2 separate regions of the Homo sapiens genome follow, and region 1 is linked to region 2. A link is a loop called in an ENCODE intact Hi-C map of the cell type or tissue named here. Cell type or tissue: ovary. All regions are shown on one strand. Links, peaks and the distances in the headings refer to the core of each region. The heading gives the core; the rest is flanking DNA. Region 1 overlaps SLC44A5 (solute carrier family 44 member 5). Region 2 overlaps TYW3 (tRNA-yW synthesizing protein 3 homolog).

Region 1 (15,796 bases), core at 3,866-8,865, 430 kb before region 2:
TGACAAGGTGGTTTCAAGGACATATAGGGCCAATTCGCACTGTGCATCACAATGACAAATGGATAGGATTCGGAGAGGAGTGCCTCTAGGAAATAGTTGGATTAATTTTGATACATAGAGTTAAAATACTTCTTTAGAGCTTTCATCACTGACTTATACATGATGCTCCTATAGTTGCATATGCAACTCCCATACACAAAATAGGGTTTTCTTTTTTTGGCTAGGCACTGTGGCTCATACCTGTAATCTTAGTGCTTTCAGAGGCCAAGATGGGGAGAACTGCTTGAAGCCCAGCTTGAGACCAGCCTGGGCAACATAGTGAGACCCTATCTCTAGAAAATAAATAAATAAATAAATAAATAAATTAGCCAGGCACGGTAGCACACACCTGTAGTCCTAGCTACCCAGGAGGCTGAGGTGGGAGGATCACCTGGGCCCAGGAGTTCAAGGCTGCAGTGAGCTATGATAGTGCCACTGTATTCCAGCCTGAGTAACAGAGCAAGATCCTGGCTCTGAGAAAAAAAAAAAGATTTTTTTAATATTAGTACCTCACTTGAAAAGTCCTGGAGAACCTAGTACCTAGCAGAAGCTTAATCTGGCTTTCACCTTCCATGCCATTTCTTTGGCAAACCAACAGAAAGTAGAGTCAGTAAGTAAAAGAGCAGAACTTGTTAGCTGCACAACTACACATCCTGAGAGATTATTTCTCTAGCACATTGCCCTTAAGAGAAACAGAGAACATTTACTCTCTGACAGGCCATTACTGAACAATCCACTTGTATAAAATTTACAGTTTGCATTTTAGAATAACCCACAGCACCAACTTCACACTGGGATCAAGAGAGACGATAACTATAGGGAGATATATTCAAAGAAAACCTCCTGGAAAAAAGTCTGGCCTTGTTTTTTGTTTGTTTGTTTCTGAGCCTGTTAAAATCAATTCTCAATAACCGGACAAAGAATTCAAGAGAACTTTATGTACTAGTTAGCTCTTCCTCTGGTTGTAAATGGAAATGAAATGTTTAATGTTTTCCTAGTGCTTCAGTGGTCTAAGGAAAGCCATCTATCTACAAAATATCACATGAACAAACAGTTCAGGTATGGGATGGAAGAAGGAGCACGAGTAAGGTCAAGCACTAAAACATGGTGGACGCAGGGCTCTAGAATGCTCAAAGATCTCTCCTCTCATCTCCAACATTAACCATGGGAGCAATAACTGGAAATCACTATGTGACCTTCCCCATTCTTGTAGCTGAAAATACTTATGAAAATTTGTCTCAGGAAATGTCTAGAACCTACTAGCTTCCAGTCTTTGGAAGTTTTGGCTAATATGTGGATTTTAAGTTTGGCAGTTGATTTTGAATTTTGACAGTAAGAAATGTTTTCCACCATCTTTATTAATTGCCAACTCCTTGAAAGCCAGGTACATCAGCTTGATTCAGTGTATTGCATGTTGACATGAATCATTTCCTTTCAGAGACACTTGTCTGTGATAACAAAGAACAAGGAAACTTAAATTGTGTTTCTCTTCCTCCCCTAGCTGTTACTATGGGCAACATCACACTTTGTAAAATATTCTTCTTAAATGATGCCCTGAGCCAAATTCTGAATGTGTAGATTTATTTATTTATTTATTCCTATTGTCTTGGCTGCCAGAAAACTGGTGATTTTTACAATGCAAACCATTTGTAAACACTTCATTTTTAGAAACATGGAATCTTTTTATTATTACAAGGTACTGAGATTCATCATCTCAGAGTGGGAAAAAAATAATAGTTGTAGATGCTTATTAATGTGATCCAGGCCAGACTTCTTACCAGTACCTTAAGAGTAATAACAAGATAGATATGTTATATACAGCAGTAATCTCTCCTTATCCATGGGGGTTACATTCCAAGACCCCTGGACATGCCAGAATTCTCTAATAGTACCAAACCCAATTGCTGTCAATTGGAACATGTTTCCGTTTATGTCTTCCATCCACAAATGTAATGCCTTTTCCATCCTAACTAAGCACTTATCATACACTGTGGCCATAACTTTTGCAGTTTGAGATACAACAAAACTAGCTTAAAATTCTTTTTTCTTCTTCACAATTTCACGTATAAAAAATTTGTTTTGCCGGGCATGGTGGCTCACGCCTGTAATCCCAACACTTTGGGAGGCCGAGGCCGGCAGATCACTTGAGATCAGGAGTTCGAGACCAGCCTGACCAACATAGCAAAACCCTGTCTCTACAAATAATACAAAAATTAGCCAGGCATGGTGGCAGGTACCTATAATCCCAGCTACTCTGGAGGCTGAGACAGCAGAACTACTTGAAACTGAGAGGCAGAGGCTGCAGTGAGCTGAGATCACGCCACTGCACTCCAGGCTAGGTGACAGAGTGAGACTTTGCCTCAAACAAACAAACAAAAAACCGAAGATTTGTTCTTATGTAGATCTTAGCAACCTCAGTATAAGTTTATTTCTTATTAACTCGAGAACTTTCACCTTTTCACTTAAAGGAAGCATTTTACAGCTTATCCAAATTGCCAGCAACACTAATCTTGCAATTTGGGGCCATTATTAACTAAAATAAGGGTTACCTGAACACAAGCACTGTGATCTTGCAACAGATAACTGAGAAAGCTACTAAGTGACTAAGGGAAGAGCATCCTAGACAGCAAGGTGATGCTGGATAAAGGGAGGATTCCCTGCCAGGGTGGGATAGAGCTTGACGGTTTGAGGTCTCATTATGCTACTCATAATAGTACACAATTTAAAATTAATGAGTTGTTTATTTCTGGAATTTTGCATTTCATATTTCTGGACCTTGGGTAACTAAAACCACAGAAAGTGAAATTGTAGAAAGCAAAACTGGGTAAGAGGGGACTATTGTATAGAAATAGGATTAAGGACAAAAAAAAGCAAAATGTTCAGCGTCTATCATGTTCCCTCTTTTGCTTTTCATTTTGTATGTGAGGAAGGTCACTGTGAGCGCTAGTAGAAATCTACTAAACCAATGACCCAACCATTCCCAAGACTATAGCTACTATCTGCTGTGAATTGTATATATCTGCGGGAGGCTTAATTTCATGCAAATGTATCCTTGTTTGTCAGCATAATTCTGGTGCTTCCTCCCAACTAGCCAGCAGGTGGGTGGTCAGTGAACATGCCATCAATTTAATATTAGCCTAAGCAAAGCTGAAAGGTAAATTAATGTATTATGAGAGTCAGAATACATTGACATTAGCTTTCAAATACAATCTGAGGAAGACCGCAAGAATTTAGGACAGGGTGCCTTATAGTTAAGTAGAACAAGAGCAAAACTAGGTGTCAAGAAGCTGGGTCCCTATCTCATCCTATTTACCTCAGAGCTTTTGACTTCAGCGAGTTGTTTTATATCCCTGGGCCTCAGGGTGTTCGTCTGTAACATCGGAGTATGGACTACCATTAGAAGTGACTTGAAAGTCTGAAATTCCATTATTATTCTACATTTATCACAGAATTAATATACTTCCTATTCAGCTCCATCCCGGAGGATTTGGCAATTTATATCTTTCTGAAATGAACAGTTACAGAATTTAAATATGACACTTTTTTGAAGGGACATAGAATATCTTCTTAGCCTTTAAAGTATCAAAATACATCTCTCTGGGAGTGGGAGGGATTTAGGAAGTTTCAGTGTTTCCTGGCAGAGGTTGAGGTTTCTTACCTTGCCCAGAATCAGCAAGTAAACTGCACTAATTTGTCTTATATTTGACTTTCTAACACTGATTTTTCTGATTTTTCCCTGTTCGACCCTCCAATTTATAAAAATGTGTATAATTGTTCTGCTGCTTCTGCTTTTGCCTGCTTTGGCTGCTGCATATACAGGTGAAGATCTGGAAAGAAATGATGGATCTACAGAAAAACCCTACTTCGTAACCCCTAACCTGCATGGAATTCTGATCAAGAAGCAACTAGTTCCCCAGAAGCAGAAAGAGTAGAAAAGCTCCAAACAGTGTCACTCATTTTTAAGTAGAAGTTGTGTAAATTAGGTTGATTGTAATTTGGAAATGTTGCTTTTGAGTAATGTGAAATTTCTGTGCTTAATTCTAAGAAGTCAGCACCTGGTACTACCTGAGGTGTCAGGTATTTGATGACATTAGCTGCTGTCTACTTTATAGACAGTGGTCCCAGCTAAAGATCAAAATGTTAATGTCAAACGTTTTTTAAAATCTGTAGCCGAGAGTGTTTTAATAACTTTTATAACTCAGCGTGCTGTTTCCATTGCAGCACTTTAATAGCCTTTCTTTTTATAAGTGTATATTTGTAAAGGATATTCAGGCAATTTTTGAAAACACTATAAATGTGTAATTAATTAGCCATAAAATATTGATTTATAGTTAACCAGCATATGGTACTAAATTTGTAAATATGGTGCTATGGTTATATTTATACTGTTCAAGCTGGTGGACAACTCTCTAAACTGTGATTAAACTTGTATTAATGGTTCCCTAGGAAGTATATTTCAGTGAGTCATGTCCATAACAAACATAGATGTTAATGTTATATAGGTTCTACGGAGAGCATTACTGGGTAAAAAATACTATGGAACCTTCAGAGCCCATTCTGTTTTAGTGAAATCATGTTTATATTGAAGTCGAATCTGAGTTCTGGAGTGTCATTTCCAACAACATGAACCTCTGTCCATGGTGAAAATATTCTGAACAAAACTGAAATTGTTACATAACTCATGCCTTTTGTCTTTAACCCAAATTTCTTATTCCCACTATATAGAAAATCAATATGAATTTGTTTCAGAAGAGTGATTATATCTTTTCATGAGTATACCTGTATTTCTAGATTAAAGAGATTGTGTGGCTTTGTTCTACAGAAGGTTTGATTTTGTCTCACCTTTCAGTGAGGAAAGAGAAAAGAAAGACACTTCAGATTTTACCCTAAGGAAATATACTGTTGGCGCTCCATCATCTAATACCTTTATGAGGGGCATACTGTGGGTTAGGAACTCTCTCTCTGCAGGGCTTAGGAGGAAAGTTGTTGCCACCTGCCACCGCTGGCCGCCTGAGGTTTCTGATAGTCATGTGTAAGTTTTGAATGGCAGAACAAAGCATGAATCAGACACACATCTTGCCTAGCCATCCCCTGTGTGCAAATGTGTATGATGTGGTTAACCATGTAAAAATGCACCCCAAAAGGAGCATTGAATCAATTTGTATTTTCTTGGCTTTTACCTTAAACTTGTATATAAGGATTATTTATATATTGACAGAAAGGAACATGTTGATCTGAATATCACTCATATATCCAAGAAAAGAGTCAGAAATGTATTGTTGTGTTATAGATTGATCTAAATACGTATTAATTATCTTCAAGTGTAGACACCTAGATTTAAACTGACTCTGTGGCAGATTAATTAATAGCAATAAGCCAATGAATAGGGAAGATTTTTAATATATAATGACTACCAGCTTGTTCTTGGCTTACATTCTTGAGATTATTGTATTCAAAAGTGTCAGTTGGCTTCACATTTTGGCAAAGAGCCTTCTGCATTCTTATTCTCCTTGAAGCATAATGCAGATAATGACAACTTATCTTTCTAGATTAGTCTTTTATTATTCAACAAGACAAAGGCCACAACAAAGGACTAGTAGAATAGTGACCTCTACCTGAGAATTTGTTATAACTATAGATGTTTGTGCTCTGCCCAAGAGATTCTGATATACTGTGATTTGATGTGAGCCACGATGTGAATTATTATAAAGTTCTCTAGTTGATTCTGATACACATAAAAGTTGAAAAATTGGCCATGTGTGGTGTCTCACGCCTGTAATCCCAGCACTTTGGGAGTCCAAGATGGACAGATCACTGGAGCCTAGGAGTTCCAGACCAGTCTAGGCAACATGGTGAAACCCCATCTATCTTTATAAAAAATATAAAAGTTAGCCAAGTGTGGTGGTGCACACCTGTAGTCTCAGCTACTTGGGAGGCTGAAATGTGAGGGTCACTTGAGCCCAAGAGATCGAGGCTGCAGTGAGCCATGATCACACCACTGCACTCCAGCCTGGGTGACAGAGCAAAACCCTGTTTAAAAAAAAAAAGTTGAAAAAATCACTTGAATAAAATAAAAATCAACACATAAACAAGTTGCCAATTTATATTATGAGCTAACATCTAGTCAGAAAAATATTCTCCATTTACTACTTATTTGTGTAATTGAAATATGTAGAATAAAAATGAGCATTGTTTTTGAGAAGATATTTAGAAGCCATTTTCTTACAAAGCAATTAAACTAAAAACTGTGAAAAACCAGGGCAATGTTCCTCAAAATTTGCAGTTGATGTGTTTGAAATCTGAAATTTCACAATTTTTATTTTTCAAGGCTATACTATTTAAATTATTGATGGCAAAACAGAATCAATTTTAAGCAAATATAGTAATTTAGAAAGTAAATTGAAAAAAAGAAGGTGAAAGTTATTTTCTCAATCATGCAACTGAGAGACACGCAATATTGGCAGAATCTGACCTGTTACACAGAATGAAATAATATCTTGCTGACATAATCACAAGGGCTTATTGTTTTCGCATAACTATGTTTACAATAATGTTGATGCCAAACTATGCTGTTTAAAAAACAACAACAAAAAAAAAACAACAAAAGGATTTTGAACTGCTGTAAAGCGAGTATACAGCAGATGGCGGTGTTACTTCTCTTACAGTTCTGCTTTGATATTTACTCTGTACCATTCTTCCTCCTAGTGGAAGATTTAGAAAGAAATGATGGTTCTACTGCAAGACCTTATTATGTGAGTCAACCTTTGCTGAAGATTTTCCAGGAGGAAAATCCACAAACTAGGAAGCAGTAGAAGAGCAAACTGGTCGTCCTACAGCTGTGTGTTACCTTTTCTCCATCTGCTGTGTCTGTGCAACATTTGTTTCATAAGTGCTTTGTGTTTAGCAACACTGTATTCACGACCTTGTTGGCTTGCATTTGCATGTTTTATACCAAAGCTTATACTGTACTATGTGAAGCCATCAGAAGTCGCAAGGGAATTGTTAATAACATAAAACATTTTTATACTAAGATCATTTGTTTTGTAATTCGTTTTTAAAGAGTGGCTTGGATGTTTTGAAAATACTACTGAATATGTTAATATTCTTTTAAATCTTAGATTGAAAAATGATACATTACTTAAATTGATAGCTCCTAATATATTTTTAAAATTACAACTAAAAGAAGACTTCTTCTGCAGGGAAAATTGGTCAGCAAAGTGAAATTAAAAATTTTAAAGTTTTTCCCACTCTCGTTGGACAGTAAATCAGTGAAAGGACTGCCCCAGTTGAGAGTTTGCTCTCTTTAAGTATAGAATGTTTCCTCTTAAACAAATTGCCAATCATCCAGCCTTTACTACTTAGCCCTCTGACAAAGTGCCTTACTGGCTATTTAATATTACCCAGCTTTTATGGGCAAGTTTACAAACATTGTTTTTTAAAAAATTAAAACCTGCAATGTTTCGTGATTAAAACAAGTCTTATTGCATTTGTTTCACTCTTAGCTCACTGATTGGAAAACATTTGTCATTTTGCTCTGTTTGATATCCTCACTATTATGGAATACATTGTGCAGCTAAACAATTTCCCTTGCGCCTAGTGGACATTCATGAATGTGTACTACACGCAAGAAGAAACAAACCCCGAAAGAACACTTGTTGGATTTCTTTGTTTTTTTTTTTACTAAAAGAGAAGTTTTAAAATGAAATGTTTTCTATAGTAGATCTTTGAAAATACAATAGGTATAATACTGCATTTCTCAGTGTTTTACAAAGATCAGAAAGAGAAACTTCTAGGAATTGCAAAGGGAAACTTTACTCCTCGAAAGGGTGCTCACAGATGTCATGTACTGAATAGCTCCCTTTTAAATGATCATTTATTTTCATCAAAGCCTGTTCTATATATGCCACTTCATTTTCTAACTTTTGGTATGAAAAAATCAGTTTACTTACAGTATGTTAATTGTATTGTACTACTATAAACAGGAACATAATTTCCAATTCAGTTTTAAATAATTTTACCAGTACTACTAACTTTTAAGGAAATTAATTCAGTTGGTTACTCAGTGTTTGTTACAGAAAGAGTCCAGAAAAGTATTCACCCTAAGAGAATGTCAATCATATAATGATAATTTGTGAAAGCTTTGAGAATCAATCATCAGTAAGTTACTATCAGTTTATAAAATATTATCACATTTGTTTAAATGTGACTTTAGATACTTTTATGCCAAAAATAAACTCACATGAGCACATGACAGTCTGAGCTCTATAATCAGTGTGCTTCTGCTGTGCAGAAATGTTAGAAACGTATTGTCTAAATATCTTTGATAATTAAAATGTTTAATATTTAATGAAATTTGTTGTTACTTGTTTTAAATCTTTTTTCTTTTAATAAAGATTTAAATAAGAAATAACTGCCTGTCTTTTGGTTTCTTTAATCTAGAAAAAGAGAAAAGCTTTTGTTTTCAAAACCCACTATACTATGACAGTATCTTCTCTATACCAAATATCTAGGTGGGTTTTTTATTTTAAACTAGATTTATATTTTTAAAATTTTCCACTTTTCTCCAGCTGTGCATTGACAAATCAAATAAGTGAAACCGATAATTTATACAAAGGAAATAAGTCAAAGCTAAATGGATGAGATACTTTAAAAAAAAAATCAAACAGCCTAAATTAGTCAGTTTTTCTTTGTTTTTATTTGCCAAAGGTTTGCTCAGTCCTTCATTTCATTTTGTCAAAATTTATAGGAGAAAAACGTTATTATTTTCAAGGCGGGTGTAAATTTAGAGGCCCTAAAGAATATGAACACCAATTAACAGTTTCCTAAAGCAAGATTAAACATACCTATCACTGATTTATCTTAAGCTAAATTTTAAAACAAATATATTGATGTCTTTTCTTAGGTTGAATTATATATTAAATCTTCAAAATTAATTATTCTTTAAAATTTAATGGGTTTATTTTCTTTCTTTCTTTTTTTTTTCTTTTTTGAGATAGAGTCTTGCTCTGTCTCCCAGACTGGATTGCAGTGGCACCATCTCCTCTCACTGCAACCTCCGCCTCCCGGGTTCAAGCAATTCTCCTGCCTCAGCCTCTCATGTATCTGGGACTACAGGCACCCACCACCATGCTGAGCTAATTTTTGTATTTAGTAGAGATGAGGTTTTACCATATTAGCAAGGCTGGTCTTGAACTCCTGACCTCAGGTGATCCGCCCGACTTGGCCTCCCAAAGTGCTGGGATTACAGGCGTGAGCCACTGCGCCCAGCCCTAGAATTTAATGGGTTTCTTTCAATGAAAACATTAAACAATGATCTTGCAGTTTTCAGTGTTCTTTTAAAATAAGAACACAATAAGATAATAAAACAATAAGACATGGTATTAATATAGCTAATGATTCTTTTTTATTTGAAATAAAATATAATGTAGTTTCCACAAGAAAGTCAAATTCTGCTTTACGTCTTAATAACTCCTACTTTTCAATGATGAAGCACTTATGTTGGTAAATAAATGATATACCATTGTGCAATGATTAATTTGTTTTTTCTATGTCCCTAAAGAGCTTAAAAAGAGTTAGTGTGTCTGTATAGTAAAATCACACTATGAAAGGTTCTATGGGATTGTCAGGGACAATGTAGTTCTTATTTAAACTGCTATTGGAAAACAGGCTCTGTGTAACAATTTCTCACTTTTCTTTTAGTATACAGCTGACTAGCACTCATTCCAATGTATGTTCTTTCACTTTTACAAGTGGTGCCTCAGGAAATTGTTCTTAAACTATAACCAGGCATAGTAATTATCTCCCTTATTATCTGGTTCTGGATTGGGGAACATGCTTTATAAATCAGTTTTTGTTGGCAAAAGATATGGGGACAAATTTGAACTAAAATCATTATTGCAGACCATAGTGTATGAAATGACATCTTAACGTTTTTTCCAGTTTCTTGCAAATGTTAACCTTAGATGTGTGTAAATGATTATTTTATAATAAAATATAGATATATGATTATAAGAATACAATTCAACAAATCATTAATGAAAAAATCAATATAGCAGATCCACATTCCATTGATATTAACAACTTTGTGTCATAATCTAATTCTCATTATCTAGGTCTAATAAATAAAGTAAGTAAAAAAACAAATATATATATAGAGAGAGAGAGACAGAGAGCGCAGATAAAACATTACTTCTTCGAAGTTACTTCCCATATTAGGGCTAAAATGGGCATTAAAGACATTTCTCTCAGGACCTAGCTGAGTTACTTCCGGTTATTAGTGAATCAATCATCATCAAGAAAACAAAGACAACCCCCATTAAAACAAATGTGAGGCTGGGCACGGTGGCTCACGCCTGTAATTCCAACACTTTGGGAGACCGAGGTGGGAAGATCATGAGGTCAGGAGATCGAGACCATCCTAACTAACATGGTGAACCCCGTCTCTACTAAAAATACAAAAAATTAGCCAGGCGTGTTGGCACGAGCCTGTAGTCCCAACTTCTTGGGAGGCTGAAGCAGGAGAATTGCTTGAACCCGGGAGGTGGAGGTTGCAGTGAGCTGAGATCATGCCACTACACTCCAGCCTGGGTGACAGAGCGAGACTCTGTCAAAAAAAAAAAAGTGCATTCCTTCATGGACATAGAGTATCATTTATTCAAAGCTTAGACAACAGAATGATGTTACCATCATGGACCCTATTAAATGTATCAGGTCAAACTGAACTGCCCTTTCCCCCATTTACAACTTCGCAATTGCTTGGAATGAAAGGCAGCCAAAATGTGTAGAATCTGGCGACATCTTTTGTCATGGTTTCTGCACTGGGGGAATGGGGGCTGTTATGTGACAAATTTAAAAGCAAGCAATTCAGTTTTACTATTTGAAGTCACTAGCTTTATTTTCTTTAAATTTAACTCCTTGGCTTTTTTTTTTCTTTTGTATTTACTGTATGAATCACAATAATTTAAGCAAGTGGGGAAATTGTGAATGCAAGTAAAACACCCTTCTACCACTGGCTCAAAAACATGATACTTCTTCATCTTCTGTCCCTTTGCAATTAAAGAGCACAGTATGTTAACAAGGGTGGGAAAAGTTTATCAAAAGAGAAAGATGTTTTCATTGTACTTACAAATTAACGTGGAGCCTGAACTTGATCCATTGTTAGAATAACCTTGGAATCTCCACATTCTTCCAGGCAGATGAATGTGCACGGCTGCATGTGTGTCTGCACAGAAAGGATAAAATGAAGGTAGGATGTTGTGAAAAGCATTGGTCTCCAAGGAGAGGCTGGAGAACCTAAAGCACAAAAATCTCTAGTGGGATCCAAGAGGGCAATGTTACAGGAAGTGGGGTGCCTTCTGAACGCAATTCATAAATCTATTGAAAAAGAAACTCAATAGCAAATCATAAGCTAATAATTAAGCAAATAAAATTATTTTTCTATCCTCTGATAAACAGCGTTGAAGCCAACTGTGTTACAATGAAACTAATCACATGCTTATTTGCATTTAGCCTAAACAAACAAAAAAGAATGATGTCCCAATATGATTTATGACTAAGGTATTCAAAAACATCTGCCTCTTTTTCACAGTGCTTTTACATGTTAGCCAAAGCTTTGCTGTCATGATGAGCTTGTGTTTTTCTCTTTCCTCTCAACACCAAGATGGATTCTTTTTCAGATCTTCCCTGTCATTTCCTTTCCTCCAACTCAATCTCTTTTCTCATTTTCCCTGGCTTACAAAAGTCTGAATTTCTAATAAGGTATTTGGGAGGAAATGGAGGTGGAAGAGGAAAAAAATTATGAAAATGAAGACTTGAACCAGCAGGTTGTTTTGTGCTATGGACTGGCAGATCAATAGTATGAGTTCTGAACCATGCTAGGGCATAAGGAAAGGCAAATGACAGAGCCCAGTGATATAGCATGGAGGCTGTTAATACAGGCTTGAGAAACAGGCCAAGGGGAGCTTTCCAACGTCACCCTGTCACTCTGCGACCACAGGCAAGGTGTTAAACTGCTCAAAGGCTTCCTCAACTGACAACTGAAGCAAGCCCCCTCCTCACAGTGCTGCTGAAAAGATAACATGAGAGTGAGCATCATATCCATTATTGAGGACTGGTACCTAGAGTTGGGCAATGCCTGTTAGTCATTAACAGTGATATTCTCTTGACTGAGGACTTTCAGCACCTGGACTTTACCACTCCCTTCCTACCCTAGTGGACAGTTTATTTGGGCCTCTCTGAGAAGCTAGTGAAGGGCATCACAGTACTGGAAGACTCTTCCCACTACCATCCCTGCACCCAGGCCAGAGTAAATGAGAAGATATAGGTGACTTTCCCTCCTTCTCTGGAGCTTCAGTCCAAATCCCATATGAGACTTTTTTAACATAGCTTGAATTCTTGGGTCACTGATGACAGACTCTTTCGGAGTACCCAAGAGGAACTTCACTGAGATTTCAGCTCACCTGTCTCATGCTTCCTCACCATTACCTTTCTCTTAAATCCTGATATTAAGCCAGATTTGTGAAGTTGGCAAATTGAATGTCATTTCTAGAGTCCCTTAATCTTTACTTGTTCTCTAATTCTGGAAACTGAATAACAGTTAAATTTAATGTTTCATAACTGGATGATCATAGGCTTCAAAATTAAGGCCATAGATCTTCATTTGATTAATCTGATAGAGGTTTTTCTCTGCAGCCCCTGTTCCATGAGTTTGTGTAGGTCAGTGGAAAGACTTTTTTCATTCTGCTTCTCTACATTGGGTTGTAGACAGGAAACCCCTGAAAACTGCAGGCTTCAAATCTGTCTAGAGGACTATTTCCAGCCTTATAGGTGAGGCTCCTGTTTTTCTGAGACAGAACAAGATGGCTTACCAGTCTTAAATAAAATCGGCAAAGAAAAAACCATGTTTAAAAGCAATATTCCTTTTCTTTTAGTGAGTCCTAAATTAGCTTTTGGTGACCGCAATAGAGAGAAAAAAGAAGTGGCTAGAAGTCATTTTATATCATGTTATTTAAACAACTATAGATAGGCAAATCATTTTGCCATCTATAACATGTAACTTGAACTATCACTGTGATTTAGGGAGGTGAGGTCAAGAGAAATCAAATTTAAATTTTTGATTTTAATCAAATCGAATCAAATCAAAAGAGCAAAGTAGAGATTTTTGGAACTATACAACTATGTTTTTTAATATAGTTTCTTGGAGCATCAGGATATATTTAGAATGCTAATTTTAGCACTTTAAGTGATAGAGAGAAGTAGATAATATCTGAACAACAAGTATATTTCCCAGTTCATATAAAAAAGTAAATGTTAAGTTAATGGAGCAAAAAATTTCCGATATGAAACATGCCAAATCTTAACAAAAAATGTTTCTGTGTTTTCCTAATTAATACTTTAAAATTAAATTATTTCATAAATTGTTAAATTTACCCTTTTTATAAAATTGTTTAATTTTTCCTGCTATTAGAAACTTTAAAAAATAATTTTGGTTTGCTGCTCACACAATTTTTTGTTCTGCGTTGTTGTTTTTTCATATGTTAGTCTTGGGCATATAAATTGCTCTTGAACTGGTTTTATCAAGTGTGAGCCATTATGAAATAGTCACTCTCCAAGAGTCCTTAATGGAACTTAAAAGCACATGTAGGCAGGACCCTTGATGTGCTTTGATTGCCTTAGAGGACTATGCCTGCAGCGTGTGCCTGTACATGTGCAAGACATGCAAGTATATGTGTTAGGAGGGTAATTTGATGTGTGTGAGCAGCATACAGCAGAGCACATGAGTAACTCTCGTCTATTGCTGCTATCAAGAAATACAAAAAACAATCTCTTTCCGTCTCTTAATATGAAGCTTAGGCAGATACAGATACCAAAATTATCTTAATATTGAGAACAGAAATAGGAGCTGATCTAGAATGTTTTCTATTATGCTTTCTTATATATCCCTAAACCACTGAGCCAAGCATTAGGTTTATAATACAGTGTTTTGGGAGGAAAGAACTCTAATAATGCAATCCTCAAAGGGAAGATTCACGACTATGGCAGGGCAAGCTATCTGGCTGTCATTTGTTCCCCAGCCAGCTTTTAGCTGGATTCACATTAAAGAGTGCCATGTGTATTGCTTTCAAGCTCCAGGGAATTGAAATTCCTGCCAGTACCACCCAGTTGGCCCCCAAAGAAGCAGCTGCTTGATGCTTGATTCAGACTATACTTAATATCCATGCAGCACAGCTCCATGAACTTTTCTCACCTGGAATTGATCACTTGATTATCAGTCACCTCTGAAGTGTCCCAGACAGCAAAGACCGCAGAATATTGACAATAGTGCTCACAGGAACCAGACACAAATGCATGCTAACAGATGCCACCACCAGATCTTCCCTCAGATTTGAGGGAAAAAAAAATCCAACTCGATCGTTATTAAAATCCTTCTGAATGGAAGGCAGTGTGGAAGATTTAAAAGTATATTGTCACTGTCCATTGCTTTCTCTTCAGAGCAGTCATTACAACTGCTGTTATTTATAGCTTCCGCCAGACTATAAGTCCCATGAAGGCACAGACTCTATCTGCCTTGCTCTCTATCATACAACAGGTGCTTATTAAATGCTTCTTTAATAAGTAAATGAGGTGAGAGAATACTTCATGGGGAATATAGGATTTGAGTTGTCTTCAGAAGAATATTGAAAGTAGGTATAGGGAATTGAAGAAAGAAAGATATTAAAGGCATCAGGAAGAAAATGAGACTTCCAAAATGATGGAGGGAGAGAGAAAGGGAGGGAAAGAGGGAGAGAGGGGAGAGAGAGATGAGTCTCATGTTTTGACCCTTGAGTTTGTGCACCATTGGGATGGGCACAGCATGCAATTGTTGATGAGTGACCGAAGCTGGGGAGATAGATTAGGTCTCAAAGTATAGAATAACAAGTGTTTGAAGCAGGAGGACAATGGGAGCCCCAGGAATGAATACCATACTAGAGAGAGGTTGTGAGCCAAGAGGCATGAGGGCTGGGAAGCTTCTTGGTGTGGAGTACACAATGACTGAGAAATAAGACTCAGAGGTGGGAATAGAAAAAAAGTCAGTAACCCATAAGGTAGAATAAAGATATCCTCATCCATTCACCTAAGGATAAGGACTGTTTCCTTTTCTCCCTCTTATACCACCAAATAGCAAGACCCCTTGCTGTTGGCCACCAGGTGAAGTCTTTCCTTGAGGAAGGGCGCATGGGCATGTTGTATAATCTATACACTTGCTACCTACTCTCGGGAAAGTTACTTCACCTTTCAGAGACTCAGATTTCTCATCTATAAAACTGGGACAACACCTGCCTCTGGGAATTTGGGTAATGTGAAAATTTAACATGGTAAGACATCTAAAGTACCAAAAACACAGTACCTGACACATTGCAGAGGAGAGACAGATAGATATGGAAAGAAGTAGAGAGATACAAATTATATAGATAGAGATATGTAGTTTTCTTTCTCCCACTTAGCCTCTTAGGCTTAGACTCTAAAGACTTATGTTTGAGGCCTTGCTCTTCCACTAAGCAAATGATCATGGATCTCTGTTTCCTCACCGAGCAAAACATGAGAGAATGAACCCGGCAATCTCTCAACAACCTTCAAGTTGTAAGATTCCCTAATTCTCAGATTATAAAGAGGAATGTTTGGGAATCACATATTTAGGCTTTCTAACAATGTAATTTCTCAGGAGAAATTTCTTAGGAGAGGCAGATAAACTAATCTTTATCTAACCTCATCAACAAGC
Region 2 (15,796 bases), core at 7,908-12,907:
TTTGGCATTCTTTTCTTTCCAGAGCATAGCTTATTGTGTGGGGGCTATGCCTTTTCCATTTTCGTTTATAAAAACTACTAGGCACTGCTTTAGTTACTTTACATTTATTGAGACAATTTCTTACTCTCAACTAACCTAATTTTATTTCTGGTGAAACTTGACTATCCTTAATAGGCCTTTCTGTTTTAATTCCTTGCATATTAGCACTGCTTTTCAACATCACTAGGTTGATTACAATCAAGAGCTTTAACTGCACCGTCCTTCAGTTTAGGTTTCAGTGTATGGATTTGAACAACTTATGCAACTCTGTCAAAAAAGGATTAACTCTGTCCTTAAGATTGAATTATATTCTTAGCAGAGTCTCCATTGAAAGTCACTTTTAAAAAAAGTAATCCAGGTGGCTCATAGTACCAAGTCAAGTATAAAAATAATAGAAATAATGACTTCTTTCTACTGTGTACAATGAAATTTGATGGAAATATTCAGGCCATGCAGCACTTGCCATTTTTAACATTATATTTGCAACAACATTTGCAGCTATAAGATAAAATATAATAATGATAATTACTGAATTATTAGTTATATCCACAGTTTTTGTAAAAAAAGAAACACTTTTAAGTTCACTAAGTCAAATAAGAGTACTTAATGTTTTGTGCAATTGTATGTTGTGTTTATTGGGTATTGGTGGCTAAATTCTTCCTGGTAAAAGGGTGGGAGAGAAATGAGAGGCCTCTAGAGCAACCAAACTGTGTTATAGTTATATCTTGCTTGTGATATACAACAGATACCGGATGGAAATCTGGACCTACAAAGTAATTCATTAAAAGTTGATAATTTGATTTCTAAAAGGATTCACTGCAAGGGGTTTTAAATTGTGGTCTCTAGAAAATAATGAAATGCTTATCAATTTTATTGCTAAAAGCAAGGTACATGTACCTCTGCTACTTTAGAGCTGAGCTGTGGAGATTACAAAAAAGTTCTGGGTTTTCCTTACAGGTAAGCTCCCCCCATCTGCCCTCTGACCCCCTACCAACGAACTTCAAAAACAAATGCATTAATTACCAATAGTTTTGTCCACATTTCTACCAGATTTGCCTGGTGAGCATGATTTTCAGCAATGGCTGTAAAGGTGCTGCTGCTGGTAATCACTTTTGTGAGTATAGCTGAGAAGAAAGCATTTTACAAATAACATCCTGCGGTAGGCCTGGGAGGGCAAAGCTCAGGGTCTCTTGCCTGAGAATAAGCTTTTTTACATCCTGATTTTTCCTGTCATTTACTGTTACTCAGAGGGAGAAGCACAGAGAGTGGGGTTTTGTGGCTTCAGGTTCATTTACATATGCATTGTTCAAAACCACTTGGACCTGGGCAAGGCTCAATTTTGAGATTCTGCTGACCTAGCAAGGAAAAGATTTAATGATGAACACGAAATTAGAAATGAAGATTTTAAAAAACAATAAAAACAAACTTGTTTTAGTGAAAACTTTCATGTTACTTTAAAGGAAATGTAATGCAAAACAATTTCTTTCTTCTCAAACTGACACAAATTGACTGTTGTTTTGTTTTTAACCTTTTACTTTTCTATCTTGCTCTGATTTTCTTTAAACAATTATGTTAGGAACTGATGGGATATCGTTCTCCATTAAGAGTTCAAAAGAGATTTGCTCAAAGTTAAAAACTTTTGTGCTTTAGAGACACCATCAAGAAAGTGAAGAGTCAACCCACAGACTGTGATAAAATATTTGCAAATCATATATTCAATAAGGGACTTATGTCCAGAATATATAAAGAATCCTTAAAACTCATTAATAATAATTTTAAAAAACTAAAAAATGGGCAGAGGACTTGAATAGACATTCTTCCAAAGAAATATACAAATGGCTTATAAGCACATGGAAAGGTTGTCATCATTAGTCATTAGGGAAATACAAATCAAAATCACTAGATCAAATTTTCACACACTAAAATGGCTATAACTAATAAGACAGACAATAACAAGTGTTGATAAGGTTGTGGTAAAATAGGAACTTTATACATTGTGTTGGGAATGTATAATAATGCAAACATCTGCAAAACAGGCTAGCAGTTTTTAAAAAGTTAAACAGGTTTATCTTATGACTCAGCAGTTCTGTTCCTATGTATCTACCCATGAAAATATATGTCCACACACAGATCTATACAGGAATGTCTGTAACAGTAATAATACAAACATCCCAAAAGCACAAACAATTCACATCCAAATGTCTGTCACTGGATGAATAGATAAAATGTGATGCATTCATACAATGGAATACTATTCATCACTAAAAAGGAAAAATAGGACTGTACATGCTACAGTGTGGAGGAACCTCCAAACTTTAAAAATATCTCAATGAAAGGGCCTGACAGAAAAGAACACATATCATATTATTCCATTTATATGAAATATCCCAGAAAGGCAAACATATAGAAATAGAAAATAGAATCATGGTTGCATAGGGCTGGGGGTGAGAATGGAGAGTGATTGTAAATGGGTGTAAGATTTCTTTTTAGTATGATAGAAATGATCTAGAATTAGGTTGTGATCATAGTTGTGCAATTCTAGAACTCTACAAAAGTTTATTAAATCATACATTAAATGAATGAATTTTATGGTTGGCAAATTATAACTCAAGAAAACTGGGGAAAAATTCACTATGAGTTTTGACTCAGATTTTGAGGGAATTACTACCTACCAGAATGGTATTAATCTTTGTGAACTTCCTTTTATTACACAGGTTTATTATGACCCAGACTCAAGGGTGTTTTTAAGAAAATTCATTTCATGGAAATTATTAGGACATTTTAATTTGGGGGAACAGGAGCAGAAGAGGGGTGTAGGGCACAGATTCTTACATGTGTATAGTTATTTGAAGATGATCAGCTCATTCCAACGTTGAAACTCCAGTTTCTTTGGTGATTTTCTAATAAGTTTTAAGGTGTAAAATGTGCTGAGTTTAACTCCTAATAAAAATATCCCTTACTGTTGACAAGAACAAATCTTTTTAACTTAGAGGAAGTATTAAGTAATTTTTGAACCTGATAACGTAAGTTTCTATTTTCGAGAGTTTTTAAATGCCTTCTTTCCATAGGCTTTAAATATGGTGGAAAACTTATAAAATGCCCTCCAAAATAAAGCAAACAAGAAAGCTCTTGTTTCTGTAATATTTTCTAGAGAACAAAGACTATGCTAGTGTCAAAGTTGAATGTGCCCTCTGATGTCTCAGCCCCAGCTTTTTACCACTACACCTGTTTTTTTTTTTTGAAGGGTTAGAGAAATGGGAAATATGCTCTAACAGGCTTCAAGTCGCTTTCCAAACTTATTTATTGAGTGTAGAAGTTCAAGTTCCAACATGACTGTTATTTAGAGTGAAAAACTTCTCTCTGAAAATATAAAATAGGCACATTAATGAGCCAAATGTACATTGGTTACCTGCTCCCATCCCCCACCCCCTTTTTTTAAAGAGATATGTTCTGCGTGATGGAGGCTAAAAGGTGGCTGCTGTGCCAAAGTAGTGGACCCTAAATCGCTGCGCAAAAAAGAGAGGGGGAGCCTCTGATTGCTCACAGTACAGGAGTGAATATGCGCTCTCAACCACAAATCAAGCAAGCTGAAGAAAAAAAAGGCCCAATCAAGGCAGTAATGGCCTCCACTTCACAATCAGACAAGTGCTTCTTACTTGAAAAATCCTACCATTTATAGCTGATTGCTAACCCGAGCCTCATTTCTAATCTAAAGGGCGAGTAATAATTTGGAAAAGGAATTATAACAACTTCCCAACAATTTAGCAAATTGTTATTATTTCAGGGGGAGGGAAGGGTGGAAAGGAGTTGCTTTTGTAATGTGTTTCTCTTGTGGGCTACCATTTTCATGACATCAAATCCCATTGCCACTATGATAGAATAGCAACTAATATATATTGAAAATATGCTTTTAAAAAAAAAGAAGAAAGAGAGAAAGTTGATATTGTATGCCATGTCACATGTTTCAATGTGGTCAAAATTAAGGGTCTCCAAAGAAGAAAGGAGGAAGAGGAGCTGTGAATTCTTTTGCACAATTTACCTATAATACACCCAAATAAGTTTGGGTGATTCTCTCTGAGTACCACTGTTTGGAAAGGATTTTGACCTTTCAGAGAATTGGACTTCACAAAAAATAATACCTTTAAATGCTTCACTGAGTTTGTTTTTCTTTCAGTGTTGATGAATTTGGCTCAGATAATGCTTTTGTTACTGAAAATATTGTAATATACAGTCATTATCTACAACCTTACTTTTTAGCTTCTAACTTAGAATGCGTATGTGCATATGTACATATATTTGAAAGATATATATAGCCAAGCATTTCATTAATATTTTAAAATGAGGCTCCTTTTACATAGATGCTATTTTGGGGATTCAGCCTCTTTATTATTGTACAAATGAGAAAACAGAGGCTACAGTAAGGTAGTAATTTCCTAAAAGTCACACAGCTAGCCAATGACAGAGATTAAAATAGAACTTGGTTGACCTTATCTGACTACCATACCTTTTGTATTATATGTTACTTTTTCAAAATCATTCTTTCAAATGGCTTTAAATTATGCATTTTTAGGAACGTGGCATATTAGCCTCATGTAGTAAAGGCATCAGTGATTTTTGGTAATAGAATATGCTTGACATCAACATGCAACTTTAAGCCTGAAGTGTGAGCAGTAATATTGTTCCTCGTGTTTTGCCACTTTCCGTTATCTTTATAATAAAACCTATCTGTAATTTAGAACCGTTTTGTCCTCAGATCTGAGAATGTTAAATGTCACCTATTGAAAATATGCCTCATTCTCTTTTATTTCCAAAATTAAAACAAGCTAATTAAAACTGAATAGACAATTAGCAGAACCAAAACACAGTATTGGTCATTCATTTCCCTTTTATAGGTAGGTAACCAATGACAGAATTTGGTAAGCAGAATGCAGGCCTCTGCTGCAGCTGTAGCTATACACGGGCCAATTGTCATGTCTGCAAAATCAGGCTGTAATTCTGATTCTAAGTTAGAAAAAGGGCAATTCTCTATCATTTGCATCAATGTAAGCTTAATAAACATTTTTATCACTTATTCATTTTTAGTAGAAAAAATAACTTTCTTTGGTATTTTCCATATGTTAGGATATGCTAGATATGGAAAACATATCTAGTTTTTGAATCAAAGAAAATATTTTGATTTTAGATTGAAAAGGTTAAACATAATATACCACACTTTCTGAAGCACAGCCGATTTTAAGCAGATCTAAAAAAATAGATTTAAAGAAACAAATAAAACTCTCTTTATTTATGTGTGCAACTCGAATAACAAGGCTAAATTTTTCAGATATGCAGAAATGATTTATAGCTTGCAATTACCCACTCCATTCAATATAAACAGGATCATAATTCATATTACATAATCTAGAGCTCATTTGAAAATACATAATGCTATTCTGTAAAAAATAGTTTCTTATGTCATCTTGCATGTCTAGCGCCATGCCCTTAAAGTGATTTTTTAAAAAGAAATAAGTAATTTATATTATTAAGTCCCAGAGAGGAAAATCAAAGAACTTTTAAGAAACGGCTTGAAATTTTAAAAACGTTTAAGGGTAGAAAATCTGAGCTATAATAGAATGTGTTTATTTTGTTATGGAAAGAACAAAGTTCTACTCTAACAGATGCGTGTGCTATACTTCACAGCAGTTTGAAAATTAGAGAAAAATAAGTAAGACTTCCATTGTAACTCAAGACAATCAGAATGTAAAGGCTTGAAGAAAAGGGCCAAGCAAACCCCAAAAGATGACAAAATAGTAAGTAGCAACCAGAGGCAAAATGTGAGATGAAACATGATGCCTTCAGGAGTGGAACCTGAACATTTTAGTAGAATTAACAAAAATGAGCTCAAGAAAAGAAACCCAAAGCACTTCTTGGTTTTACTTTTGAAAAGTAGACACTGTAACAGAATCTGTTCACACTTTAACTAGGGGAAAAATTAGGAATCCTAGCCCAGGAAAATGTTTCTCCAGGATAATATTTTTCTAGGAAATGTCATATTCCTACTCTCTTCTTTTATTAAAACTAAATATCATACACTGTTGCCACAAGCTGAAATGACCCCTAGTGTTAGGAAATAGATTCCTTACAGTGAATCACAGGCACCAAATATCATCGATAGATACAATAATGTTAGCACACATTTTGTCTGTGCCTGTAATATAATAGGCTGCTTTAGTCAATACAAAAAGACACAATCAAAGCGTATGACAAAGGAAATCACTGTCCTTTTGCCCATTAAATAAAAGAATATCTAATCCTCAGAGCCACTCAAGCAATTTGAGATTCTTGTCATCCAGAAAGGACTTTGTTTTCATTATACAATATATATTTATAGCCATGAGTTATAGCAGATGTAGCTACAAGAAGGAAAAAGGAAAGATTTTTTAATAAAAATTCTGATAGCATCATCAAGGATAATGTGTGGAAGAATTTCAAAACAAGTTTCTTGAGTAATAAAGTTACTTATATATGGGAAATCCTAGCTTTTATGGTTAAATGGAAAAGTACTCAAGCTGTTTTAGCTGTGCAAATCATTAGCTACATCATAAGGAGACTCTAAAACTTAAGTATTTAAAAGTACTGTCTCATTAAACCTATACAAATGAATTCTATGGTAGCCACTTAATTTTTATATCTTAAAGAGCAAACTTTGAGATAGAAATATAATATTAAGGAATACAATTCCCACAGGGTATCAAAGAAGTACAACATGTACATTGTATACAGATCTCTTTACTAAGAAAAATATTGCTGAAAGAGGATTGCATTACAATTCAATAATTAATAAATAAACTCTACTATGATTCTTTTTGTATTTGTGTCATATAACCAAAGCTAGTAAATACCAATCAGTGTGGTTTATAGAAGCAAGGAGGGATTAAGACAAAAATTAACAAAAAACCTTCACTGATTATAATTAATGCAAAATGAAACATTAAAATACAAAATACAGGCATATACTTAAGCTTTTTAGAAAGTATCAGTCATAAATGAGACATATACTTATGTTAAAAATAAGAGGTTTTCTTTGCACTGCATTATTTATAAATGAAAAATAGAAAGAAATGAGAGTAAGAACTAATAATTTATAGATTTATGATACAGGTTAAAAAATAAAAATTACTTACCTAACATCCAAGAACAATGTAATTACATTCAGAAAATAAATAATACTACATACATATGCATATTAGAAATACAGAAAGCCACTTTCAAATACATGTTTTGAACTCTGCTCTGAGATTAATTTGAAAGCTTTCCTGGAAAAAAAAAAAATACCAACCTTCTTATGTGCTTATTGCTACCGGAGTAATTATCTAAGAAGAATATGCCATGATGATAAACTTCATTACTCAATAACATTAGTAAACATTAAAATATTTAAAGAATACTGTACTGCATTATGGTTTATTCTATTTAAATCTCACAATTATAGCAGTCTTTTCTAACTTGTATTGCTCTATGGAATGAATTGCTGGGATTTGATAATCTCCTGCTAATGCAAGCTGATATTACAGTCATATGACCTAATTAAACATTAGGATTCATATTTTAAATATATAATTACCAGAGTGTCATTTTTTTAAAATGTAATTACTGGTTTCTACTTTAATCGCAAAAATTGGTGTTCGTGTCAACAGACTAAGGAAAGTTTTCTGAAAAATGTCTTTTTTCTCTGATTGTAAAGAAACAATGAAAAATCTCAGTGTCAAAAACCATTATTAATATTATTTTCATGAAATAAATTCCCTTGTTTTTTATCATTGTGGAAATTTCTACTTCCAGGATTATATTACATGTCATTTCTTATTGTCACTTAAAATTCATTCATCTTTTCTTGTGGAAGTATATTTTCATTTTTGGCATTTAAGAAATTCACCTAACAATGCTAGCATGATATATAAGTGAAGAAACAAATTTCCATTATTTTAAAACAAAACAGACTCAAAGATTTGGGGCTTTGGGGAAGAATTTTTCATTTCTGAATTGCACAAAATCATTCATAATTATATCTTAGTGATTTCAATATCACAAATCCCTTCTGATTAGCCCTCTTAAAAAAAGAGACAAACCCGCTTCAGAATTGTTTAGCCCTGTTGGAAGCCCTGTCTTAGAGAATGACAGATTATGTAATTAAATTGAATCATGTATTTTCCATAGAAAGAAGGCATGATACTGGAACTGATGCAAGCTATATGCTCATTTCTATATTTAGACGCTCAACATCAACAGGTCAGCCCACTGACCAACCAACCAAGTTAAGGGATCATATGTAGCTTTTCCATTTAAAAAATATGGAAAGGCAGAAAAAGAAAGTGACTATAGAAATAGCTGATGAAATGTAACCCTTTTAAATAACCATTCTTCATCCCTTGAGTGAAAGAATGTCCCCACAAATAATATTTTCCCATTTAGGAGATTGATTTACTAACAGTGCAATATAGAAGTCTGGGGAAGCAGTTAAGTTTAGCATCAAAAATGGAGATCCAGGCAAGAAAGCAAAAACGCTAAGTTCACGGAGGAACACATGCCAAATACCTCCAAAAGTTTGTAAGTGAAAATACAAATGCGATATTTAAGAAAAATCCTGCTTTGTTTTTCAAATAAAAAGTGCAAACTAGAGATTACAAGGATAAACCAGATGTTACTGGGACTAAATCTAACACACACTAGCAGTAGCAAGGCAACAAATCACTAAAGGTTTCTCAGCATTTGGTTATTTTTATCTTTGCATGCAGGACAAGATTTCTTATCAGACTTTACTTCCAGAGTCTCTTAATTTATTTCTACTTTTCTGCCACCAACCACAATTGTAGTCCTAAGTACTCAGCTGTGCTGTATTTCGAAATCCTCAGCAGTGTCCTCTAAACTGAAAGTGTATATTCCATTTTACTTACACAATCACAAAGAGAAATCAGTGTCACAAAATCCCTTAAAATTAAGGGATCAAAAATAATTTATCAATAGTTGTACAAAATCCAGAATAAGTTGTCATTAGGCATGAATTACTACCAATCTTAGAATGATTGTTTTAAACTGGAAGCAATGGATTATTTAGAGACTTGGTGGCTAAATGTAGGTAGTTAAATATTGTAACTATTTGTTGTTCAAGTATTGAACATTACAGTTAACATAAAGAATAAACGGGACTGCATGAGGAATGGAAATATTAAAAGTATAAATGCAAACAGTTTGACACAAAAATCTATAATCCTAATAAATTTAACTGTAATTGTTTACTTTTTTCAGACCATGGGTAGATTTAATACAGATACACTGAGAGAACAATTTCCTTAGAGACCTATACACAAATAAATAAGCCCTGTCTAGTGTGTATAGGCGTCTAAGGAAATTGGCTAGAATAGGATAAATAGGATTTATCCCTTGAATTTGTACAAAATGATGTTGATTATGAATTCCTTACATATATACATGATGTGTGAATAATGTAATTAAAGATACGAAGTTTTTTTTAATGATTTCACAATTTTAACTAAATGCAGGTTTTAGACTGAAACAGCCTAAAGATTCGAAGTAAATTCTTGTTCCCAATATTTCTTTCATTTTACTCTTTAGAAATAACATAATTTTAATGGCATACTTTAATAACAAAGGTGAAAACTTCTGGATAGCTTTTGCTATTAAAATACCGTATGACCGAATTATCCTTTGATATTAGATAATTTAATTTATTAGAAGGATAAGCAGAAATTATGTTTTCCTAATGTTATTATTTCTCAAAAATAAAACTATCAAAATATTATAGAATTGTTTTTATAAAAAAAACAACAACAAACGAAAACCTACTCTGTCTTATACGAAGCTCAAACTACTGTTTCCACTGCGTGTAGTACTCTGCCACCTGGTGGATAATTGTGAAAAATCAGACAATGTGAGCATTTGGTTTCTCCTTTTTCCTTCTTTACCCACCGTTTCATAGAACCTATGAATTAAACTTCAATTTGACAATATGCCTATTGCTGTGGGAGACAGTGGCTGTAGGAGAGACTGGTTAGTCTACATGACTTATACATTTGCTTTTGCCTCATTTCAAAGCATCATTAAAAATTAGCCACAAAGATAAACAGGTTTGAATAATTTATTGGCAATTGTTAAGTATAATGAAATTAGCCAATATTTCTTGATCTCTGCAAAGTTATTTTCTCCAAAGAGTTAAGGACAGTTTATTTAAGTCTTATGATGTCACAGAAAATAGGTGGGAGTTGATATGAAAAGCTGAGGAATAAAAAAATTCATTAAATGAATATAATGAGACAGTATTTCAGTATATTAATATGAACATTCCCGCTGCTATATCACAGAGAAATGAACTTAGTAGACAGTTTTATATGTCATTTCTGTCAACACATCTCATGGACGATGTAAACTATAAGATCTAACCTTTGAATAATGATTATTTACTGATTATTATAGACTGATGAATAATTCTGTAATTTAAAAAGAGAAAATGCTGTCATGAACACACTTATTGCTTAGGAACTTTGTTTCTAAATGCCAGTCCCCACCGAAACGAATTGGGGTTCTTTGGCTGATTCTATGACTGGGGGAGATGAATGTACAAGATGAGCCTGGAAGGCCTCCTTGTGCAAGATAATGAGGAGATGCTCAAACACTGAAAGAGATACGTTAAAAGTAGACAGGGGTCAACTTGAATGGACTCCCACTGGTCAAATCTGGAATAATATGAACATTAAAATAAATAATGATAGCAATGGATTATAACCTTTTGAATCAAACAAGAATCCATGAGTTCATATGTGGGGAGAGTGTGTGAAAGCAAAGCTGTCTTTTAAAGTTGAATGCCAATTAATAAATGTAGAAGGAATAATGGAGGTAACAAATCATTATTTTGCAATCATAGTAATAACTTATTTGGAGAGGAATAATCAACAGATGCTGAAATTAGTGGGTAAAAGTTGGATAAAAATAGGTTATTTACATATTCTCAAAGTAGAGCATCCTTAAAATTTCTTATTAATTACAAAAGGGAAAATTACCATTAAACCTAGCAGACACCACATTAGCCAAGAGATCAAAGTTAACATAACCAATAATGGGACAAACTGAAATCCTGTACCCACTGAAGTCATGCTTTGACAAGAACACATCACTTATATAATATTCTTGCTCCAAATGCATAGTTTGAACCTAGTTAAAAATGAATATTAAAAATATAAATCGATGGCTATTAAATTTTCCTGTATTCTTCAAGCCTGTCAATGTTATCAAAGGCAGAGGCTTATAACCAATTATGTACTATTAAACAAGATTAAAGAAATATGAAACAAAATGCAATTCAGTTTATCCTACAAAGAATATCATTGGGACAAATGATGACATTTGGATAAGTTTTGCAGATTATATAATTATGTTGTATAACTGTTAGATTTCCTGATTTTATAATTTTTCTGAGATTATATGAGACTTTCCTGGTTCTAAAGAAATATACATTGAAATATTTAAGAGTGAAGAGTAAAATATATTTAACTTACTCTCAAAAGTTTGTATATTTATATGAGATTATTCATATGTACTGTATGTCTGTATATGAGAGAGAGAGAGAGAATGGTCACTCTGGGTAAAGTATATTCAGGAATTCTTAGTGCTATTATAACTTATTTGTAGATCTGAAGTTATTTCAAAATAAAAAGGCTTTCAAAAGGCTTGGTGTGAAAAAAGAAAGACAAGACCTATCATGTTTAGTCACAAGGTATATCTTGGAATACTAACATCTGGAAATTTGGATATTTTGTGAGATATAAAGAATAGTATTATGCATGTGTTTAGTGGCTTCTAAGCATCTTTTTTTTAACTTCAGTCATTTAACTTTATCAATTTCAAGATTCCTTCAAGAATTGAATAGTAATATAATTTGGTTAGGGATTTTGTCATTTGCTTATAAAATAATGAATTACATAATACTCATGAACTCTCCCAGCTACAATGCATTTATAAACCAGAATAGAAAGTAGTTGTTAAAAAAACAACAACGTCCAAGATGCTGGGGATATAAAAATATTGGAAAAACAGCTTTGTCCCTCAGTTAGTCAAAGTTTAATATGATGGTGGTGATGGATAGATATATATGTATGCAATTAATAGCTACCAAGAGATTTCTTGGTTTGTGTGGTTATGTAAGTATAAACAAAATGCTATGTATATATAGTACTGGGAAAGTGCTATGGAAAAACAGGAATGTAAGAAGTTAATTATGAAATGAGCTTTTAGGAAAGCTTCTCAAAAGAGTTAACATTTGAGCTGAGCCCTGATTGATGAGTAAAATTTAAAGAGCACTAAAGATCCTAGGCAAGTGCCAATACAAACAAAATCTTTAATAATGTTACTAGAAGGAAAGCTCTATGAAGGCAGAGTCCTTGTCCTGTTGCATGTGACTGACATATAGTGGGTGCTCAAAAAATATTTGTCATGTAAATGAATAAATAATAAAAATGGCATGTAAACAATCTGGTTATTGAGAAATAGTTCACTTTCTTCTTGCATGGTTTAGATTTGGTGGTGGTGAGGACATTCTTTTCAATTATCCTTGGAATAGCTAAAGAACATAGATCATTTCTATAATATACAAGTGTATGAAAGGTTTGTGTAAATATAATTTATTGAAATATCTGGGAAAAGGTATATAGAAAGAAATAATTATTAGAACCTTTAAATAATCTGCCTCTGATTTGAAAATGAACCAAAAAGAACTAGAAATAATTAAATATAATCTTTGAAATGTAAAACTCAATGGACTATCTAGGCAGTAGATTAGACACAGTTGAAGAGGGTATGAGTTAACTAAACAATAACCCGAGTGAATGACACAGAATGACACACATAGAGATGAAGAGAAGCTGGTGAAGGGGGATGAAAAGATTAGACAATATGGAGAATAGGCCCATAAGTAGGTATAATATAGGACTAATAGACTAATAGTTACAGGAGAGAACAGAATTGAAGAGAGATGAAGAGAGGCATGAAATATGGATTTTAGTCAAGAAACATCAATCTTGGCTTATCAATTGTAACAAAAAGTCCCACACTAATGTAAGATGTAGGATATATAAGATAAAGGATATCATGTGTGGGCAGATGAAGTGGGTACATGGGAACTATCTGAACTTTTTCTCTCAATTTTTCTGTAAACCTAAAACTGTTCCAAAAAATGTTATTAAAATAGATGAATAAATAAATAAAATTTGCAATGAGTTAAAGTTATAGTTTAAATTCAACCACATTAAAGGCAAAACCAAAAAGGGCTCATAAATTCTTGCTTGGCAAGAATAGAATGCATAAAAACCCAGGACATTAAAGGACTGTTAAGTTTAAAAACATTAGCATTTGTGAATATTAAAATCCTATTGCATTAGAGAAGCGTGAATGTTGACAGAAGCCCAGTAGAGTATGGAAAGAAGAGGCTTGAAGGTCAAAGCCCATTTTTAAAAGCCAAAAATCATAACTAAAAAATAGTCACTATTATACACCTTATATGGGAGTGTAATATTTACTCCCCGCAACTCCAGTCAAATTAAAGCCTGCTCAAGGAGCCATCTATAAGAATAAAGATGGTGATCATTTTTCATGGCTCTTCAACACTTAACCCAGCAAATCATATAACTCATCTCAAAATGGAGAAAGCCCTTGTTTTCAAAACGTGGTGCTCATCACTGCCTTTGCTCACATTTGAAATCAAGTGGCTCTGAAAAGGACTACGGTTTACTCCATCTAAGGGTAGCCACTGAGATCTTTGCCCTAGCTTCCAAAACATCCACCCTTGCAGGCTTCCAAACAGCTACCCATTGTCCTGGAACCCAAGGGCGCCACATGTGAGCAGGAGTCAAGTCCTGGCACATCACAGAATCTGCAGCACTCTGCCTCTTTCTCAATGTGGGGAGGAGGGTTAAACACCCAGTTGAGTGGGAAGGCACCCATTTCCCTTAAAGCACCAAGCCTCACGTATGTGCAACCTGTGCAGCTTGCATAGGGCCCCGTGCTTAGATGTACCTGTACGTGATTTAGTGCTCCGCTGTTGCCATCTTGTAATTCTTAAACCTTTTTTAAGGGTCCCACATTTTCATTTTGCACTGTCCTTTGAAAATTATATAGCTGATCCTGCTCCCATCTCTTATTTATTATATAATATACTAACATAATAATAGACTTTAATTCTCCCCAAAGATCTAACCAAAGTTTGCCAATGCTGGTGCCCACAGGGACCAAACAATGTGTAAATGATTGAAGCAGTTGTGTCAGGGAACCAGTAGGGGGTGCTGGGTCTGGGGTGAATAGGAAAACAAGTCTTATCCAAAAGGAGGAGCTAGTACTTGAACGGCTAAGTGTTGTCCTGTGGGAATGTGAGACGGCTCCAGCCAGATCTTCCAATTAAAAAAACACACACAAAACAAACTAGAGATGCGCTTTATAGTTTTAAATATTAAATCATCATATTTTAAAATGTTGATTCAATTAGAAAAAATATACTCCATGTGGGCCAAACAAAACATATCTGCTTGGCCATAACTTGGACAAGTTACAGCTTATGACTTCTGGCCTAGAACCTCAAAAGCAAAAGCATGTTCCTTAGTTTCCCTCCTTGTTTTTCAATAAGGTTGACTTCATTTTTCCTCTCTCTTTTAGAACACAAAAGCAGTTAACTTGTAGGTGATATGAGGAATCCAGACCGTAGGAATAAATGCTTGCCTTCATCCTGAAGGAAGGAAAAAAATCATTTTATTTTGGATGGAGCCACTACAATGAAAACAAATATAATGCCATTCTCAATAGGCAGGTTATGGTGTGTATTAAATTATTACTAAACTGCTGTGTTTCAGTTATTGATATTGGTGATCAGGCATAAATAAAACACATAAATAAAATAGTTGTGTGTTGTTTAACAATAGAAACATGTTCTGAGAAATGGGTTGTAAGGTGATTTAGTCACGCAAACATCACTACTGGGCCTACATGGTGGAGCCTATTGCTTCTAGGGTACAAACCCGTACAGCATGTTAGTGTGCTGACTACTGTAGGCAATTGTAACACAATGATAAGTATTTATGTATTTAAACATATCTAAACATAGAAAAGGTACAATTAAGATATAGTATAACAGGTGAAAAATAGCACATCTGTGCAGGGCACATACCATGAATGGAGCTTGCAGTACTGGAAGTTGCTCTGGGTGAGTCACTGAGTGGTGAGTGAATGTGAAGGCCTAGGATGTTCTGTATAAACGTATTACTGTATAAACTTTATAAACACTGGACACTAAGACTACACAAAATTTCATTAAAAATGTTTTATTTCTTCAATAAATTAACCTTGGCTCACAATGAACATTTGGTTTATAAACTTTAATTTCTTAAAACTTTTTGACTCTTTGGTAATAATGCTTAGCTTATTGTACAGCTGTACAAAATATTTCTTTATATCCTTATTCTATAAGCTTTTTTATATATTTTTTTTAACATTGGAAAAACCTTTTTGTGAAAAACTAAGATATAAACACACACATTAGCCTAAGCCTACACAGGGTCAGAATCCTCAGTATCACTGTCTTCCTCCTCCACATCTTGTACCACTGGAAGGTCTTCAGGGGCAATAACACACATGAAGCTGTCACCTTCTATGATAACAATGCCTTCTTCTGGAGTACTTCCTGAAGGACCTGTCAGAAGCTGTTTTACAGTTAACATTTTAA

The links. A loop is a pair of places that touch in the nucleus more often than their neighbours do. Peaks named below come from ENCODE experiments on the same cell type or tissue, not always from the same donor. Only the 100,000 strongest peaks of a DNase experiment are listed, where the experiment ranks them.
Region 1: it touches region 2 in a loop (4-fold over the local background); 89 of 110 quality-filtered maps call a loop at or near these places.

The regions. Positions count from the first base shown.
Region 1 is chr1:75,194,782-75,210,577 of GRCh38, reverse strand. It overlaps SLC44A5 (solute carrier family 44 member 5), which reads left to right. Exons shown (of 24, transcript NM_001130058.2): 24 at 6,745-8,449. The coding sequence ends at 6,851. It also overlaps a transcript of LHX8 not described here. Among named protein-coding and RNA genes, the nearest start is that of LHX8, 68 kb to the right of the region's middle. In ovary, for the core only: a CTCF peak has its summit at 6,710 (motif pointing right); no DNase peak of the experiment used is centred there.
Region 2 is chr1:74,766,261-74,782,056 of GRCh38, reverse strand. TYW3 (tRNA-yW synthesizing protein 3 homolog) reads right to left here. Exons shown (of 6, transcript NM_138467.3): 6 at 15,380-15,796. Among named protein-coding and RNA genes, the nearest start is that of TYW3, 41 kb to the right of the region's middle. In ovary, for the core only: a CTCF peak has its summit at 9,910 (motif pointing left); no DNase peak of the experiment used is centred there.